Regions from separate parts of the Homo sapiens genome. Here region 2 is linked to region 1. A link is a contact called in ENCODE Hi-C or POLR2A ChIA-PET data. All regions are on one chromosome and are shown on one strand. The core of a region is the stretch at or near the end of the contact, and the rest is flanking DNA. Distances in the headings are between cores, read along the strand shown. Region 1 has its middle 17 kb from the start of MYL3. Region 2 overlaps CCDC12 (coiled-coil domain containing 12).

Region 1 (7,710 bases), core at 2,065-4,564:
TACCTTACATCATATACAAAAATTAACCCAAAATGTATCAAAAGCCCCATGTACGAGTTAAACTATAAAACTCTTAGAAGAAAACATAGGAGAATATCTTCATGATATTGGATTTGGCAATGATTTCTTGGATATGACACCAAAAGCACTGCCACAAAAGAAAAAAGTAGACAAACTGGACTTAATAAAAATTGGTAGCCTTTGTGCTATGAAGGACACTATCAAGAGAGTAAAAAGATACCCCACAGAATGGGAGAAAATATTTTCAAATCATATACCTGATAAGGGATTAATATCCAGAATATATAAAGAACTCCTACAACTCAAAAACAAAAGGACAATTCTATTTTAAATGGGCAAATAAATTTGTAAATAAACCTCTTCTCCAAAGAATATAAATAATGGCCAGTAAGCACATGAAAAGATGCTCAACATTGAGACACTCAATCATTAGGGTAATGCAAATTAAAACTAAAGTGAGATAACACTTCATACCCACCAAGATGGTTAATTAAAAAGAAACGAGCAGAACAGAAAATAACATGTATTGGAGAGGACATGAAGAAATTGGAATGTCGTGCCTTGCTGGTAGGAATGTCAAATGGTGCAGTGACTGTGGAAAACAGTATGACAATTCCTCAAAAAGTTAAACATAGAATTACCATATCATCCAGTAATTCTGCTTCTAGGTATATACCCAAAAGAAGTGAAAGCAGGGATTCAAACAGATACGTGTTCGTGTACCCAAAATCTGTGAATATGTTACTTTACGTTGTAAAAGGAAATTTATAGATGTGATTCAGGTTCAGGACCTTGAAATGGGGATATTATCCTGGATTATCTGGAAAAGCCCAGTCTAATCACATGAGTACCCAAAAGTGGAGAATGTTTCACAGGGAGATAGGACTACCAAAGGGTCAGAGAGATGTAACATTGCGGCTTTGAAGATGGAAGAAGGGGACCAGAAGCTAAGGAATGCTGGTGACCTCTAGAATCTATAAAAATCAAGGAAACAAATCCTCCTCTTGGCATCCAGGAGGAACTGGCCCTACCTGGCTAATTTTATTTATTTATTTATTTATTTATTTATTTATTTATTTATTTATTTAATTTTTGTAGAGGTGGGGTTTTGCTATGTTGCCCAGGCTGATCTCGAACTCCTAGGCTCAAGCAATCTTCCTGCCTCAGCCTCCCAAAGTATTGAGATTACAGGCATAAGCCACCAGACCCAGCTGCAAATGTTCTGTAACAACCATTCTCAGCTCATGGGCTAACAAGAGGCGGCCAGATGTGGTCTATACTCAAATATTGCCTCCTCAATGAGGCCTTCCTAGGACACCCTCAAAAACTGTGTCCCCCATCCTTCCAAATCCTCCTTATCCTCCTTTAATTTTTCCCATAGTACTTCGCACAGTCTAACATACTATGTATTTTTCTCACACATATTACGTTTTCTGGGGCAAAGATTTTTACGACTACTTTCAATGGTGAAAATCGCAATTACTTTTGCACCAACCTAATACATTGGGTATCTTCCTCTTTCATAAATTCTTCCTCTTGTAAACTTTATGTGGGCAGATTTTTTTGTCTGTCTTGCTTATTGCTGTATTCCCAGCACCTGAAACATGTCTGGCACTCGATAAACATCTGTTAAATGAATGAATGAATCAGTGAGTGAATTAATAAATAAATAGATCCTATATAGCCTAGCAGTTAGGAAAAATAAAGAAATAAATAAATAGAAATGAAGTGGAGATAGAACACATTGATACCTGTAAGTGCTTAGTGCACTGCCTAGCACACACTAAGTGCTCAATAAATATTAGTCACCCTTATTCCTTATTGTAGTTATAGTTGTTACCTTCACGAGGAGCCTCAAGCATCTGAAAGGTGCAGGCACCAGAGCAAGCAAAATCTCCCAGCCACTATCTGTATCCAGCCGCCTGCCTCCCTGTCTACTGCATCTCCTCTCCTGGTTTCCCTGCTCCTTCTGGGGCTGCTGGTCTCCCTCTCTGCTACTGGAGCCTGTGTCCCCCTCTGGTTCCCTCAATCTTTGTCCCTCAATTACAGATGGGACTTCTGGACTCTCCACAGTGCCTCAGGCAGAGTCCCCCTAAGATATCCTGAACCCGACTGCCTGCTTCTACTCTCCTCCATTCTGTTCCCCCCATTCCACCCCTTCACTTGTTCCAGCGTCCAGGCTGTTGCCTTAGGATTCTGCTCCCACCCTGAGACCCCCCACCCCACCAACGCCGCCACATTCCACCTAAGCGCCCATCCTCTAGAAAGCCTTTGCTGACACCCTCCCCAACCTTTTGGTGCCCACAGCCTCCCCCCGACCCCCCACCGTGCTGATCCCTTACGAAGCACTCTCATTCTGCTGGAACCTCTGTGCTGTCCCTGTCTCCCCCAAGGCTGACAATTTCCCAAGCTCCCCCTCCTCCCACAATGCCCCACCCAGGAAGCCCAGGGCCTGATCTCTGGCGCCTCAGCTCCTGAGACCCCCCTCCCCCTGCCGTCTAGAAACGTTCCTGGAATCCACCGACCCTCCCCACAGTGTTCCCTCTCTAATCCCCACAACAGTCTCAACCCTACAGTGGAGGAAATGAGTGGCGAGAGGTTAAGCAATTTGCCAAGATCACACGAGGCAGGAGTAAAGCGGGGCTTGAACCCAGGGCCCTGGGCAGGGCTGGGGTGCGGGGGCTGGCAGGGTATCGACCCAGGGTACACAACACAGCAGTCAAACAGATAGACAGAGTTTTGGATGAGCCAACGGCTGAGATGGGACGAGAAGCCAGCGCCTCCTCCCTGCGCGTCTGTCTGCAGGCCAGGGGCTCACACGGGAGCCGGCTCCTGCCCCCTGGCCCAGGGCCAGCCGTCATCCCCATGAGGTCAGCCACAGCTGGCGATTTCGGGGAAATACCAGCTCCTTATTAAAAACAGGCGGTGGTCAGGCCCCCGCTGCTTTCCCAGTAGAAACTGGAGTGTTTGTTCCAAAAGGAACAAGAGTGGGCAGGGCCTGGCCAGGGCCCTGAGGCGGGAGGCTTGAGCTGCAGTACCTGGTCAGGGTGTCCCGGGAGCTGCGGGGAGAGGAAGTGGAGGGGACAGCCCCAGTCCGGCAGTCGCGGGTGGGGGCTAGCAAAGGCAGCCTGTGTGAGGGGCGGGCACCGGCCCGGGAGGGGATGGTCCCACAACACCTCGAGGCTGCGCCGACCAGGGAGGGGTTGTGGACTGTGACCTCCACAGCTGCACCCCCCACCCCGGCCCGGGGACAAATCTCAGGCAGTGGGCAAGGCCTGAGAAAAAGCAGGCTCATGGCGATAAGTCCCTCCTCTTCCGGGGTAGGCAGCCGCCACCCGCGCCCCTGTGCCCAGAGCCTGCAGCCCCCGCCTCCAGGAGATCTGCGGAGGCCTCCCCTGCAGGGGGCGCGAGTGGGCCATGCCTCCCCCGGCCCCGGCCCAGGCCCCGGCCCACCCCGCCACTCTCCGCGCCAGCACAGGCCGCCCTGCATCTGGAGCGAGTTAGGGTTGGCGGCCTGGCGGGCGGCGGCGTGAGCTCATCCCGGCCCGCCCCGCTGCGGTTTCCACGCGGCTGTGAAGGGAACAGAACACAGAAACGCCGCGCCGAGGGCCGGGCCGGAGGAGCACAGAGGAGCGGCCGCTCCTCCCGGGATGTGGGTGGGAGTGGGAGAGGCGGGAGTGTGTATCACTGGCGCGTCGCCGAGGGAGGCTGAGCCCTGGGAGCCGGCCACCAGCATGCGTCGCTGGTGTCACCGTGTGTGGTGGCTTGCGAGGGTGTGTGTGTCCCGAAGGGAAAACACTGTGCGTGTGATAAGTTGCACACCTCCCAACACACACTCCTCGTTTTACAAAAATCAGCAGCTGAGGGCAGAGGACAAGGAGGGCTGGCCAGTGCACAAACTGGGGCTTGGCTCCCACCCGGGGCCTGTGTCCCTGAGTGGATGCAGAAGCTCTGGACCAACCAGCCCAGGTGTCTGGCAGGGCCCAGGGCCCACCTCCCCAGACACACACATACTTTTCCTGGTCACTGCCCCCCTCACACTCCCCCCAAGGAGCCCAGGCATCTTCTCCTTCAGGAAGGAGAAAGGAACCCCTCACACCAGGGTATTGGCTAACAGAGACACTCACAGCCCACACGGAAACAGGAACACATACCTGGACACAGGCTCACACCTGGAAGCACACCCAAGGAAAGCACTCCTGCTCTTGGAATCCTAGTTGGGAGAGCCCACCAGCAGGCTGTGAGGCAGTGGCAAGGCTTGAAAAGGCTTCTTGGTGAGATGCCCCTTCCCTCTGCCAGGGGCTGGGAACAGGAAGGCTGGAGGTCACTGAACCTTGAACCTTAGCGGCCCCAGCACCTTGTGATGGGCCCTGAGGGTACCGCCCTGTGTGAAGGGCCTCAGAACCCCAGCACTCCCAAGGACCGGAGCCAAGGTGGGGATATGGGCACTGTAGTGATATTGATCACCAGACACCGGGGGGGGAGCTGGGCTGGAGTGGGTGCTTCGGAGCATCCAAGGTTCCCTCCACCCATCAGGCCAGTCCTCACCTTGGGCACTCGCCTCAGGGACCTACTATCCCAGCTTCGGGTAGATGTCACCCAGCTGCACTGGGAACTATGGGAGGTAGCCCAGGCCATGCAGCACCTGCCAGCCTTCCCGCCTGGGCTCACAGGGCTGTCATGCTCCCATCCTCCTCCCTTCACCCTACAGCTGGGCCATGGCTCTGAGACAGTGACCTTGCCTGCAGGATGGCACACATGAGTCTTTCACCCCTCCTTACCAGCTATTTCCCCTGGGCCCAAAGCACAGGATTGCAGAGGGCTGGTGGGGCTGAACTTGCCAGGAGCTTGGGTCCTCCATGTCCCCACCTGTGAGATAGAGAGGACACCCTATCCTGACCACTCCACCACAGGGTGCCTAAACTGTAAAGTGCATCTGCAGTACCCACGGGGGTCTTCAGCTCCCAAAACACTGGGGCAAGCTGGGTGAGGGATGTTATTTAACTGGAATGGCTATGGTTTGCAGAACCAGAGCTTCCAAATTACTTAGCAAAGCATGTTTGCTTTTTAATTAACATGTGCTTGAAAAACAATGGTTTTCATTAAAGTGGGTGGGGGAGAGAAGGGACTGTAGGGGAGAATATTTCAAGGAGCTCCAAGTTCCAGGCCAGACTTCTTAAAAATAAAGTGGGAGTCTTGCCCCAACCCGGCAGAGGCTGGGAGGCAAGAATCCCTGCTGGAGAGCCCAAGGAACAGCCCTACTACCTGCCTCCACCACTCTCCGGCTCCCTGGCTGAGAATTTGCCCTTTCGCTGATGGCTCAGTTACTTACCTACTATTCCCTGGGCCACTCTGGGAAGGGGAGGTCTTTTTTTTTTTTTTGGAGATGGAGTCTCACTCACCCTGTCACCTAGGCTGGAGTGCAGTGTCTTGATCTCAGCTCACCGCAACATCCGCCTCTGGGGTTCAAGCAATTCTCCTGCCTCAGCCTCCTGCATAGCTGGGATTACAGGCACGCACCACCACGTCCAGCTAATTTTTCTATTTTTAGTAGAGACAGGGTTTTGCATTGTTGGCCAGGCTGGTCTTGAACTCCTGACCTCAAGTGATCTGCCTGCCTCGGCCTCCCAAAGTGCTGAGATTACAGGCATGAGCCACCGCGCCTGGCCGGTGTGGTCTTTTATAAAGCAGTCTTGGCGTTCAATGAATGAGGTCCACCAGGCAGATAAGCAAAAGGAAACAGCATGAGTAACAACCTGAAAGCATGGGCCTGGAAGCCACTGATGTCCAAGCCCCAGGGAGATTGGGGCAGGGAGGCTGAGCTGGTGCCAAGGACAGAAGGGTGGGAAGGGAGGATGACCTCACATGGAGCAGAGGGGATATGTGAGGAACTGGCCAGAGGAAGTGGAGGGCTGGGAGACTGGAAGCAGGACGCATTCCAAAGCCTCAGGGCTTGCTCCCCAGAGGCTGATGGGCAGGACTGCAGGTTCAGTCAGTCCAACAGGGGGCAGCGTTGACTCCATCATCCAGCATGGAGAAGGCATGCCATCGGTGTTCAATAAATGCATGTAGAAGGGTGAGAATGAAGAGATGATCCCTCCGAGTCAACCACACCTTCTCCTATTTCTGGCCTTTTGGGGACAGGGTTAGCACCAGCGTGCAGCCTGAGGTCAGATGTCAACATAGGGTTGGGACACATTTCACCCATTCACCCATACAGACCAAGGGAAGGTGGAGGGGAAGCTTCTGGGGAGTGAGGGCATCCCCAGGGGTCGGGTCAGATGCCCAGAACCCCCAGCTCCCGGCAGCCTGCCCAGGACCCTGTTTCTCATTTGGGGCCTTCTTGCTTCCCCCAACCCACACCCCCACATGAAACGTGCCTGCCTATACTTAATTCATTATGCTCGGCTGGGTGGGAGGCCTGGCGAGCAGGGTTTTTTTTTTCCCCTGAGCTCAGACATTCCTCACTTTATTATTCTCCACATTTCAAAGCAGCTGTCGCCTCCCCCAACCGCCCCCAGCCCGAAGCTCAGAGTCCAGAAGGGGCCTCTCTAGGGCTCAGAACACCAGAGTCTCCAACACCTCCAGCCCGGCACAGGAGGAGAATTAAGGCCAGAGATGGATAGGGTAGCACCCCAGGGAGACCTGCAGGGCTCTTCCCCAACAGTCTGCACCTGAACTTATCCTCCCCTAAGTGCCGCAGTCACCCTCCCATAACACTGTCTTCTTGCCTCTCTGCACCCACTCTGTTCCACCCTCCACACAGGTGACCACAGTGGTCCCTTCATAACACAAACACAACCCCTGCCTCCCCCACTGGAGCAGGTGCTAGAAGAATTATCAAAGTCCCTGCCCTGCTCAGGCCCCTGGCAAACTGAGCCCTCACTGAGTCAGTGGCCTTACAGAGGGCAAGGCCCATCCCTAGAAAATAGCAGGGCCAGGGTCAGCCTAGTGAACCACCAAGGGGCCAGCCAGGGGAGAAACAGTTCTGGAGACTCAATTTCAGAGAAACGGGGAGGCCCTAGACAGATTTCTCCCCTACATCTGAGAGCTGCCCATGCAGAGCTTCCTTAGCAAGGGCTAAGATCCCTGTTGCATTTAAGCAAGCAGCAGCTTAGTCAGACTTGCCCTGGAAAAGAGGTTGGAGGAGGGACTTTGGCCCCAGGAGAAAATGGGGGAGGGGTCCAAGTGGGGCAGGCAACCCGGGGGCCTGGAAACTGAGTCTGGATGTCCCTGTCCCTGTCAGCACTCAGGCTGTCTTGCCCACACTCACCCTATCACTGGGCATGCCCACTCAGGCCTGGGGCTTGATGGTAGCATTCTCGAGTGCCCAGGAGGGTAAAGGTGACTCTGTAATGTGGCCCTGGAGGGTTCTTGGAGTCCACTGCAAGCCTGGGAGCCGAGAGCCCTCCCATACGTCCAGCTCTACTCTGTGAAACACCCCAAGGACTCCATCACTATGAGAAAGGCCCCCTCTTGAAGACGGACTGCACAGAGCCTGAGTCAGCCCTCAGAGCAGGCCCCTTTCCAGCAATAGAGCTGTCCCAGCCTAGAGCTTGGGATCCGGCCATGTCACCCTCCCAGAGCTCCCAGCCCAGGGCCCCCCACTGAGCCTGGGCCATACAGAGGGAAACCTTGCTTCCCCTCTCATCCCTCAGCCTCAAGATCCATCCACCTTTCCCGGGGCTA
Region 2 (7,710 bases), core at 1-2,500, 81 kb after region 1:
CAGAGGCCCTGTCTACTCTGTTGGAGTACGGTTCTCTTCCAGAGCTGGGCCAAGGACGCCTAGGGAGCATTCACAGGGTGTCTCTCCTGGATCATCCCATTTGACAGATAAGGGGACTGGAGGTCAGAGAGACTGTACCCTTTTCATAGGATCACACAGCAGTGGCTGCACATCTTAGCTCAAGGCAATGTATAACTCCCAGCCAGGGCTAAAGCTCCTAGGCTGAGTGATTCCCAAAAGAGAAGGCCAGTGGTCACCCACAAATTCCCCAAGTCTGGCCCCTCTTCAGAGCCTTCCTGCCCTGGGGCTCATGCCATGGAATACGCCTCAACTACTTAGAGAAAAGCATCTGGGTGTGCTGGGCCAGGGGCATGTGGCAGTGAGGAGTGACATGTGGACAGAGAAGCAGGTGCTGGAGGGCTCCAGAGGGGCGTGGCTGCCTACAGCTGTGGGAATGTGGAGGGGAGACACTCCAGGAGGAGGTGGCGCCTGGGCCTGCAATGACGCGGACAGGGTCAAGGCACAAAGCACACGAGAGGCTGACTCAGCTCCAAGACTGTTGAGAGTGGCCAGTGAGGGCTGTGAAAATAGGCATGACCATGTGCAAGGCTGGGAAGGCCACAGTCCACCAGGACAGCAGTGAGAACTGAACAGCCCCAAAGGCCTCCATGAAGAGAGAGGAGCCACAAGGGGCCAGAATCTCCCGGCAGGAGCTGCGGCTAGCTACTATGTTTTTATGTTCTTCCTGCCTCAGTCTTTTCAGGCAGGGGTGGCTGAACCAAGAACTCACTGGGGTCCTCTCTGGCTCAGGGGCTCATCAAATCCTAGCCCCACACACACAGAAGCAGGCTCCCAGGAAAATGTGTCCCTGGTAACTCCACAGGGCGGCAGGGCGAGAGGTCCTGGGGGCTGCAGGGTCTAAGAAAGGCAAGGCAGAGGCAGTGGGACAGACCCCTAGCCCCAGGGGATGCAGGAGTGGCCCCTCAGATGCTGGCCAGGTGAGACTAGGCCGCAGGTCCTCCTCCTTCCCCAGTACCTCTTTCGGTTCTTGACCAGTGGTCCCTCAGAAAAGTCCTGGGCCTCTAAGGCAGGAAACAATTTCCCAACAGGCCTCCCACAGTCTGCCATCTCCCAAGCCCTCTGTCTGGACCAGGTAAAAGTGCTGCTGACTTCCTCAGGCCCTGCAAAAGCAAGCTTTCCCAGAGGCAGGGGTGTCTGTGGCTACACAGCTAGCAAGCGGCAGTGCTTTGGACTCAGGGGCTTTCAGATGCTATTCACTCTCCTATTTAAGGGCTCCACCTGCTTCCTGCCCCCAGCTTACTTACCATCTCCTTCCTTCCTGCCAGGGCCCCTGAGCCTGGAGCCTTGGGGCTGGGCTGAACCACTGCGGGCGATGGGGCAGTACCAGCATAGCCTGTGTGGAGGAAGCCCACCTGCACTCCCAGAAGGCCCAGAGATACCCCACCCCGTCCCCCATCCTTGAACACCTGCCTCGGGCCTGGAGGTACATGTCAGGTCACAGAGGTACAGGGAGACAAAGTGGGGCATGACTGGGTGCAAAGGCTTTCGTTCACAACAGGGTGGGGAGAAATGAGGAAGAGAAACTGGGTGTGGGAAGAAAACTGCAGGGATTAGTAAGAAAAAAAACTGTCGCTTTCAGAAACGGTCTCCAGGGTTCTGTGAGAAATCAGAAGGAGAGAGGAGAGGCCACAGGGAACTGTACCCAGAACTCACAGCAGCAACACGCACCCATGCCTCCAGACCCACCCACTGCCCGAGGCTTCAGAAGGCCAACTGGAGGAGTGAACCAGAAGCAAGAGGCGGGAGCAGAGCCTTGCGCCCACTGTGCCCTGCCACCCCCAGAGCGGAGCACTGGCCAAGCAGCCAAGAACATCTAGATCCCGACCACCATGGGAAGGTCTCATTCTGGGCCTCAGTTTCCACATTTAGAAACATTACGGCTGTGCTGGGTGCATCCAGCTCTATCAAGCTGGGTCCACGCCCTCCCCAGACTCACTCTTGGAGGGTTAATCTGATGTGCAGCCACTGTTGTGTGATCGCGTGAAAATGGTGCAGTCTCTGACCTCCAGTCCCCTTAGCGTGGAGAGCTAAGAGACTTCCCCTCCCTAATGCCCACTTAACTGCCCACCCCCGGAATTCCACCACTACCAAAGGACAGGAGTCTCTGGGAGAGGTCAAGGAGCATGGGGGGGTTCAGCTTGGGGACCTGGCCTTTCCAACACAGGCCCAAGATTTAACCTCCCTTATAAAAGCAGGTGGATCACTTTAGGTCAGGAGTTTGAGCCCAGCCTGGCCAACAGGGCGAAACCCGGTCTCTACTAAAAATACAAAAATTAGGTGGGTATGGTGCCACATGCCTGTAATCTCAGCTATTCAGGAGGCTGAAGCAGGAGAATCGCTTGAACTGAGGAGGCAGAGGTTGCAGTGAGCTGAGATCGCACCACTGCACTCCAGCCTAGGCTGCAGACTGTCTCAAAAAAAAAAAATGTATATATATGTATTTTAAATGGCTTTAGAGAAGTACCAAGACAGCAAGGATTTCAGGGGCTGCAATCATGGAGATAAGGGAAGTACAACAAAGTGAGCCTGACATCACGTCCCTCTTTCCCCTTAAAGCATGTCTATTTACATGCAGCAGCTGAAAAGCTGAGAGACTGAGCAGAGCTTCCCATTAGGTTGATGCAAAAATAACTGTGGTTTTTGCCATTGAACATAGTGGCAGAAACCACAATTACTTTTGCACCAACCTCATATAATCTCATGGGCCTGGAGAGAAAAAAAAAAGTGTGTTTAAGCAGAAACTAAAACAGACTACTGACTTCTCAACTGCAACTATGGAAACCATAAGACCATGAAATGGTATCTCAGAAGTGTGGACAAAATAAATGTCACACAAAATTCTAAATCTAGTTAAGAAGCCTTCAAGAGAAAGACTTTTTCAGACAAAGAAAGGTTAGGAGAATCAGTTATCAGTGAATCCGTTATTCAAGAAATACTAAAAGGAATACTTTAGGCTAGAGGAAAATGATCTCAGACGGAAACATGGAATTGCAGGGAAAAAATAAAATGCCTCAGAAAGGGTAAATACAATGGCTTGTGTCTGTAATCCCAGCTACTTCGGAGGCTAAGGCAAGAGGATTGCTTGAGCCAGGCGTTCAAGGCTGCAGAGAGCTATGATCACACTCTGCACTCCAGCCTAGGTGACAAAGCAAGACCCTGTCTCAAAAAAAAAGCAGGGGGAAAAGAGAATTTAAATGAATATTGACTGTATAAAAGAGTAATAACAACTTATAGTATTTAAAATATAGCAACAATAGTGTAAAAGGCAGAGTGGCAAATAGCCTTAAAGTGTTCTAAGGTCCTAAGCACTGTAGAGGAAATGGTAAAAATACTACTATTTTCTATTAGACTTTGATAAGTTAAGGATGTATGTTGTTATGCCTGTGGAAATCACTAAAAGAAAGGGAAAACAGCATACAATTAACAAGTTAACAGAGGAAGAAAGTGGAATAATTAAAAACAAAAAAATCCAAAAGGAGACAAGAATGGAGATAAAAAAGGAAAGTCAAGAAACAAATAGTAGGACAACAGGTTCACACACAAAGCAGGTCCAGGCTGCTATCCTAGGAGCTCCCATAGCCTTACAGTGTCCGGGGCCACCACAGCTCTTGGAGACTGGGCAGGGTGTGACGAGATGGTGCCAGCCAGAGCAGTAGGGCAGGCCAACACCTAACACCTTGTCAGCTGGCCAGGAAATACTGAAGCAGCCTGCACTCACCAGCAGTCACTGGCATCTGGAAGCCACCTTTCTGAGGACAACTGGAGCCAAACAATGGTTCTGCCACCCCCATTTTAGAATGAGGAAGTTGCTAAGGGGAGAAGGTACTAGCTCTAGCTAAAAGAAAAGAAATAAAAACAACAAAAATGTTGACAGTGGTTATCTCTAGGACTGACTTTTTTTCAAGAGATGGGGGTCTTGGCTGGGCATGGTGGCTCACACCTGTAATTCCAACACTTTGGGAGGCCGAGGCGGGTGGATCACCTGAGGTCAGGAGTTCAAGAACAGTCTGGCCAACCAACATGGTGAAACCCCATCTCTACTAAAAAAACAAAAATTAGCCAGATGTGGTGGCGGGTGCCTGTAATCCCAGCTACTCAGGAGGCTGAGGCAGGAGAATCACTTGAACCTGGGAGGCAGAGGTTGCAGTGAGCCGAGATGGTGCCACTGCACTCCAGCCTGGGCGAGAACAGCAAGACCCCATCTCAAAAAAAAAAAAAAAAAAAAAAAAAAGAGATGGGGGTCTCCCTATGTTGCTCAGGCTGGACTTGATCTCCTGGGCTTAAGCAATCCTCCTGTCTCAGCCTCCTGAATAGCTGGGACTACAGGCATGAGCCACCATGTCCAGCTCTGAGTGATTTTTACTTGCTTCTCTGATTTTCTGTAGTTTCCGGAATTTCTAATCAGTATTCTTCCTACACAGAAACAACCAACGAAGTACTCAAAAACATAAAGAGGAAACAGGCAGAGGGGCCATAAGGCAGCAGAAGACTGTGGCAGGGTTCTGAGTCAGGCAGCACCAGCACCTCAGCTCTGCTGGTGGCCAGTCTCTGTGGCTTAGGGCCAGGCTGTCCCCTAGCCAAAGGGAAGCAGAGACCAAGCCATGCTTTTTTGGGGCTTTCTGCCCCCAGAGTCTATGGGAAGGAGGGCAGCCCAGAAAGCCCAATGGCTTCTAAGACACTATCCTTTGCACCAAATGCCCTAGGCCACCCAAAGTCCACCCTATACCGGCAGCCAGTGTCTGGGTGGAGCTTTGCTGTCTCTCCACAGGAGCAGACACATCAGCCACCTCAGTGCCTCCACTGGCCCTCCCTCTGACTCAGGGACCCCAGTGTCCCCAAAACAAGTCTAAGCTTCTTCACGTGGTCCTGGCCCCACAGCCTGCTCACCCCCTCAGCTACACACTTCCCCGTCCATCACGCTTAAAGAGCCAGCTCCAGGAGGTGGCCCTGTGGGCCCCTCCCAGTGTCCCTACTCACCCTGAGGCACAGTAACCGCCCTTCTCCTGGGCCCCCTTTGCCCCACTTGCCTCTCTACCCTCTCCACAGCAGGCCCCACTCCATGCACGTGGCCCTGTGTCGGCTGCATGTCTGTCTTTCACAGCCTGCCCTAAATGCACCAGGCAGCTCCAGGAGGGGCTCAGCATACATTGCCTCAAGCTGGATAAAGGAATTCAGAAGGCACTCAAGAAAGAGCTTTATGGGTAGCCTGGGGCTCTCTGAGCCTTTCAATGACTTGAGAAGACATTTGGAAGCAAAGAAGTTGTGCCCAGCAGAGAGGGCAGGAATGTGGCTGGGCCGGGGCAGCCAACCCCTAAGCAACTTCTTTGTGGCAAAGCAACAGGGAATGCCAAGTTTGCATTCCATAGAGTTTCCTTCTAAAATGGGTAGCTGACCTTTTCTATTTACTTTACTCTGCTTCAGGCCAGCTGCAGGAGCCCGGGACATGGGCTGGCCAGGGAGGTTCAGGGGAAATCACCCCTAGGGTGCTTTTTCACATGTGCCAATGAGAGGAAGCAGGTGGAGAAAGTTGATGTTCTCTGTCAAGTATAGAACCAGAGTAGAGTTCTAGAATGGCGAAATGAAAGGAAGCTTTGAGATTATGAATCTGATCCAACCCCATCACTGGCAAACTGGCCTCAAAGCCTACACTGCTCATGGGGGTTTCATGGCCCCTGGTCCACTTCACTCACTCATGCTACCAGGCTTATCCTTTGGGGCGCTAGCCTCCCTTCTCATCCCTTATATCTTGAGGCTACTCCACATTCACCTGCTGCCCTGGGCCCCTGGAGGGAGGCAGAGAGGATAAGGACAGGACAGTCCCACATGGCCTGTTCCCTGAGAACAAGGTCCTCCACCTGGCCACCCTGGTCCCTCCTGGCCATACAGGCCCCATCAAGGGCCAGAGAGAGAACTGCTGTGAGGCACTCCTCCTAGTAACAGACCACAGGGAAGGCCACGCCCAGGATGCGCCTGCAGGCCTTGCAGAGGCCACCACTGACCAGAGAGACTGGCAACTTTGATCAAAGAACACTTTCATTTTTAATATTCAGAGTACAGAGACACTGGAGCTCTGCCAGGAAAACACACTCATGACACTCAGACATGCCCCTAATAATCCTCTGTTTGCTTTAGGCTCTGCACATAGAGACCTACCCCTTGTCCCCAATATAAATAACAAGGCTTCAGTTGCTGCTGCCAGAGGCCAGACTCGACAGAAGCATGAAAATGAGGGGAGAGGCAACTACCCCAAATGAGGTACACAACTGCTCTAGAGGCTGATCTGGTCTTTCTTTCAAGGGCCATTAAAATGTTCAAACTCCCTGACCCGGTAACCCTGCTCTGGGGAAATTATTCCATAGAAATAGTAACAAGACAGGAGCAAGCAAAACAAAGCATTCTATATACGCACGATCCTGGCAGCATAATTCATAATAGCTACAACACCTCTGGGATCTCTTCTGGCAGAGTGCCCTAGAGTGGCCTAAAGTACCACCAGGCTATGAGGGCAAAGGACAATTTAGTACAGGGATGTTTTTGTTTGGTGGTTGATATTTTTCTTTAGAACACTCAATGGCTGGCTTTGCAGCAAATGAGACTTTTAAAGAGCCCAGTGGCTTCCCCACTCGTGGGCAGAGGAGACTGTCCTCCAGCTGTCACCCAGCAAGGCAACTGTGGCCCCAGCCTGAAGAACGGGTACAGTGTAAGGCAATAAAACCTCCCTTCCCTTCTCTTATCCAGCCCACCCCAAGCCTCCTGTCCTTCTGGCCACACAAAGAGGACAAGGTCTATTGGAGCACATGACACAAGAAGTGACCATGGGCAGGACAGGGCCACATCACAGCCTCAGGGGGTGGACAGGCCTCCAAGCAAGTCCTGGCAAATGCGTCCTCAGCGGGTTTCAGAAAAAGGAGTGGGAGCGCCTTTGTGCCCCCACCTGAAACCACAGGCCAGAAAGCATGAGATAATGCACCCTCCCCAGTAGGGGCAGCCTCCACACATGGCCTCTCAGAGGCCACCTCTCGAGACCACCCTTCCACAGAGGAAGAGGGTGTCACTGACATTTTCTCAATGTGGAAAACAGTCCAGAAAGACTATCCAAGGTGCCAGAGTTGAAGGAAGAGCCGGAGGCAGAATCCACACCCTGCTCTCTGGCCTAGGGGTGGACCCCACACCAGCTTCCTGCATCTGGCTCCTCAGGGACCAGCAACTGCAGTAGAGAAGCTACCTGACACAGTGACTGGGGCCTGGCCAGGGCTGCAGGTGGCTGTGCCAGGGCTCTGAGTGCTCAAGTGTTCCTCAAAGGAAAAACTCCTGCAGCCTACCCCACAGTGGAGTTCAGCCTACAGCATTATCCTGGAAACTCCCTCCCTCAACGGGAGCCCAGCCTCTCAGCTCTCCCCACTGCCAGGAGAAGCCTTCCTCAGCCCTAAAAATTACAATTTTAGGTCACAGGTCTTAGAGGCAGAAGGAGCTTCAGAAGTAGTACAGTCAAGCCCTTGCCTTAAAAACAAGGAGGCCGGAGAAGCCAGAGCTGGCTGGGGATGAGATCTGTATGGGAGCCCCCACCAAGACAGATCAACAGCTATGGCCACGTGTTGGCACCAAGGCCTACCCAAAGGCCCCTGAGGG

Evidence for each region. A loop is a pair of places that touch in the nucleus more often than their neighbours do. ChIA-PET counts read pairs that join two places held with the same protein, here RNA polymerase II (POLR2A). Pooled maps may share reads with other maps.
Region 2: a loop to region 1 is called in a pooled map, with 2.7 times the contacts of the local background. The contact joins two enhancer-like sites. A Hi-C loop is called at or near these places in 2 of 50 pooled maps. POLR2A ChIA-PET finds 5 or more read pairs at or near these places in 5 of 52 experiments (A673, activated B cell, activated CD4-positive, alpha-beta T cell and 2 more).

What each region holds. Positions count from the first base shown.
Region 1 is chr3:46,842,622-46,850,331 of GRCh38, forward strand. No RefSeq gene overlaps it. Among named protein-coding and RNA genes, the nearest start is that of MYL3, 17 kb to the right of the region's middle. RefSeq lists silencers at 3,116-3,215, 3,266-3,545 and enhancers at 3,638-4,371, 6,072-6,899. Within about 2 kb of position 3,315, at least 32 of the 41 ENCODE cell types and tissues checked have a DNase peak (open chromatin) inside an H3K27ac peak, as active enhancers do.
Region 2 is chr3:46,925,746-46,933,455 of GRCh38, forward strand. The region is part of intron 2 of CCDC12 (coiled-coil domain containing 12); the gene reads right to left. Among named protein-coding and RNA genes, the nearest start is that of CCDC12, 47 kb to the right of the region's middle. RefSeq lists enhancers at 1,481-1,860, 4,860-5,375, 4,882-4,931, 5,376-5,891, 6,082-6,191. Within about 2 kb of position 1,251, at least 22 of the 41 ENCODE cell types and tissues checked have a DNase peak (open chromatin) inside an H3K27ac peak, as active enhancers do.